2 separate regions of the Homo sapiens genome follow, and region 1 is linked to region 2. Evidence: chromatin loops called from intact Hi-C (ENCODE). Cell type or tissue: GM12878. All regions are shown on one strand. Links, peaks and the distances in the headings refer to the core of each region. The heading gives the core; the rest is flanking DNA. Region 1 overlaps RORA (RAR related orphan receptor A). Region 2 overlaps RORA (RAR related orphan receptor A).

Evidence for each region. Hi-C counts contacts between places; a loop is a spot of excess contacts. Peaks named below come from ENCODE experiments on the same cell type or tissue, not always from the same donor. Only the 100,000 strongest peaks of a DNase experiment are listed, where the experiment ranks them.
Region 1: a loop joins it to region 2, with 2.8 times the contacts of the local background. A loop is called at or near these places in 1 of 110 quality-filtered maps.

What each region holds. Positions count from the first base shown.
Region 1 is chr15:60,634,313-60,637,234 of GRCh38, forward strand. The region is part of intron 2 of RORA (RAR related orphan receptor A); the gene reads right to left. LOC105370846 (a long non-coding RNA gene) reads left to right here. Exons shown (of 5, transcript XR_007064663.1): 2 at 538-612. Among named protein-coding and RNA genes, the nearest start is that of RORA-AS2, 46 kb to the right of the region's middle. RefSeq lists enhancers at 538-1,351, 567-616. In GM12878, for the core only: no CTCF peak of the experiment used is centred there; DNase peaks (open chromatin) are centred at 712 and 1,649; H3K27ac peaks cover 1,476 bases.
Region 2 is chr15:60,794,771-60,797,692 of GRCh38, forward strand. All of the region lies in intron 1 of RORA (RAR related orphan receptor A), which reads right to left. Among named protein-coding and RNA genes, the nearest start is that of RORA-AS4, 33 kb to the left of the region's middle. RefSeq lists an enhancer at 1,428-1,607. In GM12878, for the core only: no CTCF peak of the experiment used is centred there; a DNase peak (open chromatin) is centred at 1,291; H3K27ac peaks cover 539 bases.

The DNA.
Region 1 (2,922 bases), core at 183-2,682, 160 kb before region 2:
TGTCCAGCCTCTCTCAGTGACCTGAGACATTCAGTGCCACTTGTGTATTCCAGACATTTGTCTTTCTGAGAGAAGCAGTGCTACCACTTTTTTTTTTTTTTTCTTTTTTTTGAGCCAGAGTCTCGCTCTGTTGCCAGGCTGGAGCACTGAGACACAATCTCGGCTCACTGCAACCTCCCCCTCCCGGGTTCAAGCGATTCTCCTGCCTCAGCCTCTGGAGTAGCTGGGACTACAGGCGCCCGCCACCACGCCCGGCTAATTTTTGTGTTTTTAGTAGAGACAGGGTTTCACCATGTTGGCCAGGCTGGTCTCAATCTCTTGAGCTCGTGATCCACCTGCCTTGGCGTTCCAAAGTGCTGGGATTACAAGCTTGAGCCACCGCACCTGGCCCACTTTTTTACCTTCTCAAAACCCCAACTCTCCTGTAATTCCTGAAGCCCAGGTAATTTTCCCCCTAGCCCCATTGAATACTGGCTTGTTTTCATTTCTCTCTCTTTGTCTTTTGCCTTACTAATTCTGATGTGATTGTTTTTTCAGCCTCAACTGAATAGCAGAGAGATTTTGGCTTTCATTCCAGAATGATGTCTCACAGAAAGTCAACTCGTGTTCCAGGTATGTGATAAACATCTCACTAGTGAACTTCTTGCTGTTTCTAAGCGATTAACGGTTTGGTTAGCAAGCCCAGAGCCCTGCAGATACCTTTTGCCTCCTACACAAGAAGTAAGCTAATGAAACCCACGGAGCACGGCCTGCCCCTCTGCTTCCCTTTAATGGTTTCTGTCACCCAGGCCAGGCTGCCGCCACCATGACTCTGCACATCGATGTGCCGCCTCAGGGCAAGCAGAATGCAAATGACGGTGGCCCTCAAATTGCAATTTAAGGATAGCTGTTATATCTTCCCATATATTTCTCTTCCTAACCTCCAAATTTGAGGATAATGTGCTGTTTTAACTTATTCTTAGTAGGAAGAATGTTAAACCTTAGGGTGATGGTAGTGTATTGCTGAATTCTGTGTTTTGGAATAAATTAGATTTTTTTGATGTGGAGAAGGGAGAAAGGGGGAGAACTAAATGCAAAGATAATTTGATTTTAAAAGCTGGAGTTTCCTGGTTCCTGGGTTCTAGATATTTAAAAAATAGCCACAATTAATTATGTAATAAATTGTAGGAGGTTGTCAAGTTGTCATCTTTATTAAGGTGTTTCTTGCCAGACATATTCAAAATCTGTGTACTCAGATGTTAACTGCATTTGACTCTATTGATTAAAATATACTTTCTGCCATCAAAATGGAACTCCAAGATGTAAAGGGAAAGAACACTTTAAAAGGCGTTTCCAAAGTCGTCTTGGATAGAGGAGCTTTCATCCAAGGGTGCTATGTGGCATTCCGGAAATGAATCAGAGACTTGGGCCCTCCACTTCCTTAGAAACAGAGACACGCTGAAGATCGTTAGGGTAAATGAGTGGGACAAAGTACACTCTGCATTTTCTTTTTAATTTCAACTAAAAAAAATGCTGCACTCTTGTCTTGGCTGGAGAAACATCCTCAGCCTGTTCATCTCCTATCCTCTGCCCAAATCAACTCCAAATTTGACTGACTGAATTTTCAGTTCCTATATTTTCAGATCAGTTCCTGTATTTTCAGATCTGGCTCTCTCTGTGGTTGTGGTGGTAGCAGTGGTAGTGGTTATGGAGTCTGTAAGACTTGCCATTTTTAAAATGCCGAAAGCTCTCTTCAGGTTAAATAGTCTCTCTGTGTGATTCTCAAATGAACTCCTTGAGGAAGAATGTTCTGTGTGTATCTAGAAACCTTAGTTCTACAAGAATGAGAGCTAAAGAAGCTCACCCATGTCCCACAGAAACCACTTCTTCCCTTTCCTGAACAAGAAACCGATGTTCTTCATCTACTGTCTGTCCACCCAGGCTTGGAAGACAGGTGAAAACAATCCCATCTTTCTATTCCTAGAAAGAGGTAGGGATGTGATGCTTACATTCCCCTGGCTTTTACTTGCATCAAATGTGGGAGGAAGGAATAAAAGAGAAGAGGAAACTAAAACCTGAGAAAGGGCAAGAAGAGAAAGTATTAGGTTGATGCAAAAGTAATTGTGGTTTTTGCAATTACTTTTAATAGCGAATCCCCGCCCCCCAAAATCATCTAGCAATCTGCCCTCTGGAGTGAACTTGAATAAAAGTAGGTAATAGTACCACTCTTGGCTTAGAAGTATCTGATTATCCCTACTAACCAGTACAAGACATAGATTTCTGAAGGAAAAGGATGCCTACCATTGGCTCTTTTTTGTTTTTGTAGTTTGATTTTTCTTATTTTTTAAAAGGTTCTAAAAATAATACATATATACCTGGTAGAAAATTTGAAACTTAGAAAGAAGTTAAAAGAAGCCTACAAAATATCACCGCATCATATTATCTTATTAGCCAAATGCAACCACCACTACCATCCAGGGAGGGTTCTTGCCAGTATTTTCTCTATTTTTTCGTATGCTTTTAAAAATCTTCACAACTAAAATCATTCTGTGCACAGAATTTCACATACTACTTTTTATTCAATCAAAAATATTTTCTCATGTGTTTATTAATTCTTTAAATATTATTTTAATGGCAGTATAATTTGCCATCATATGACTATATTATAATTTATTAATAATTTTCCTAATAAAGGACATTCAGAGTGTTTAGAATTTTAGCCATTATAAATAGTATTAAATAAACATGGTTTTTGTGTGCATTAATCTTTACTTTTTAAATTATTTCCTTAGAATAATCTACTGGAAGTAGGATTACCAAATCAAAGAGTATCATCATTTTCAAGACTTTAGTACCTATCGCCAAGAAAGCTGTATCAATTTATATTCACAGTATATTAATGTCTTTCTGAAACTGACTGAATTGATTAATGTCATTTAAAAA
Region 2 (2,922 bases), core at 194-2,693:
AGAGAAAAAGCACCTGGCTTCCTTACTTGCTTTCTGTTTAGAAGGGTGCTGTGCCTCATGCGCCCATATCCTAGGGCTCACTGCTCACAAGCACCGTAGGCCTGGAGTTCTGCCTGTCCACTTTCTGTCCTTCAACCACACAAATGTGGAAAATGGGTGGTGCTGAGATTCTGCCCTCAGAGGGGTTCATTTCAAAACAAATCCTGGACCTTAGTTGCTAAAATGCGACACCCCTTCCCACTGCTTCTCAATTACATAAAAACCTCAAGAAACCTACCATAAGCACTGGCATTTATAATCTATCACCATTTTGCTATGCATATAGGGTGATATCAGGTATCCAAAATCCCCACACACTAGATGTATGCCACCTCAGGAACCGGGAAAAAGAGTCCTTACCTCTGAAGAACCAACCTGAAGTTTGTGGTTGGTGGTGGAGACAGCCATAGAGAGAATTCAAAATGGCAACCCGAAGTCAATGTTTCAAATGGGCTATTCACCTTCTGTAGGCTGGCAGGAGCTCTTCACCTTTACTCCTGTGCTCACCACGAAACAACAAGAGCAGCAGCAGCAAATAAAACCCCAACTCAAAATGGGCTGCTTGAGATGTAGAATTTGCTTTTATATTCTTCTTCTCTAAACTGTGTTGGAAAGGGCAGCCAAACCCCGGGAGAGTATTTTTGAGCTAAGAATTTGACAACTGTTTAGACTGGAAGCTCCCTGAGGGAAGGCTCAGTCTTTAAACTGTATTTCGCTGAGGCACAGTTTGATACCATGGTGGTATATGGTAGCTAATATGATGCAATGATGAAGGAGGGATCTCAAACAGCCACTGATCTCCTAATATCACAACTTCAAACAGCTTCCTGCCCTCCCTCCCTCCATGGTGAGTAAGGCAGAAACAACAGGTTGATTTGTCAACCACAGACAATCAGAGGAGGCCTTCCTTATGGCGCCTCCCTATATATGGCAACTCCCCTCACCTAGCCCACCATTCTCCCCTCACCTCCATCCCTACCAGATGTGACATGCCTTGTAGACTGTAAGGCACTGCACCACCATAAAACATTACATAAGACAAAGTAATGTAATGGAGATAACTTTGGGAAATTACCCAAAAGGCCTCATGCCTCGGTTTCTTCAGCTTTCAAATGGGGATCATACTACCTGATGTCTTGCCTACATTACAGGATCATTGTGGGTATCAAAATGTGTAAAGCCTATGCAAATATAACCATCATCATTATAACATTTTCTTAACCTTTGCATCCTCAAAAAAGGGAAGTGCAAAGTGAATGTGTGGTTCTTGACAGAACTGAAAGAAGCCTGAAGTAGGAGTGAGACAGGCCTTAGCTGTGGTTCTGCCACGTCTCCTCCTGGGTGCGGGAACCAGGCTCTCTGCTCTCAGTGCCTCTCTGTATCACAGTGAGGGTGGTATTCTAGCTCTGCTGGGAGACACAGAATGTATGCTGGAACAGGCTTGAGCTCAAGAGCTTCCCCATGCACACGACTCTCCAGGCACTCACCCTTTTGACTTCCCCACATGGAGAAGCCTGATTCTAAACTTGGAGAGGTAATGAGACCTAGCAGGTCAGGCTGGGCCAGCCCATGGCAGTGACCAGGTCGGTATAAGCTTTTCACCTCTGAAAATCTTTAAACTATTTGGGAAAACAAATTACTCTGAAAGAAAATCAGACAGATACCACTTTATACCCACTAGGATGGCTATCCACCCCCCGCCAAAAAAAAAAAGAAATAAAATAACAAGTGTTGGTAAGGAAACTGGAAACCTTATGTGTACATGCTGGTTGGAATATAACGTTGTCACTATGTAAAGCAATTTGGTAGCCCCTCAATAAATCAAACATAGAATTATCATATGATCATATAATCCAGCAATTTCACTCCTAGGTATATACCCAAAAGAACTCAAAGAAAGTGTTCAAAGAAAAACTTGTATGCAAATCTTCATAACAGCACCGTTCACAATTGGAAAAAGGTAGAAACAACCTCAATTTCTCATCAACTGATGAGTCGATAGACAAAATGTGGTACATTCATACAAAAGAATATTATTCAGCCACAAAAAAAAGAATAAAGGACCCATACAGGCTACATCCTGGATGACCCTTGAAAATATTATGCTCAGTGAAAGAAGCCAGTCACAAAAGGCCACATAATATATTATTCCATTTATACAAATACCATGAGTAGGTTTATCATTATTTATGTCTAAATATATTTTATTTATATATTTATATAATATATAATTATATTATCTATATATTTATTAATTATATTTATTATTATTATTATTATTTCTGCACAGAGGCAGAAAGCAGATTAGTGGTTGCCAGTGGCAGAAGGGAATGGGAAATGGGATTTCCTTTTGGGATAATTAAAATGTCCTGGAACTAGATAGTGTCATGGTTGCATAACTTTGTGATTGTCCTAAATGCTACTGAATTGCACACTTAAAAATGATTAAAATGGTAAGTTGTACATTATGTGTATTATACCATTAAAAAAAAGATAGCCATACATAGGTGGGAATGAGGTGGCTGGGAGAAGGGACAGTTCTGGAGCTCCTGTCCAGGACAGCCTTCCAAAGCCATCTTTGCTGCACTGTGTGTGCCTTTCCAAGGGCCTGGGTTGTACATTAATTGAGAAATGATTCCTAATAAGTCCCAAGAAGCCACAGGTCTTTTCCTTACAAACAGGAAACAATCACATCTCATGGCAGCTCATTACACATTCTTTGGGTACCATGAGTTGTTTTAAAACCGTGAAATTAGTTCTGGCAGAGTTTACAGAAAAACACCCATGAGATGAGACTGAATGAGTTATGTAAGACTTCTCGCACTCTGCTTATGAGATATTAACTCCTTACGGGCCCAGCCAAGGACACCGGTGTCATTTATA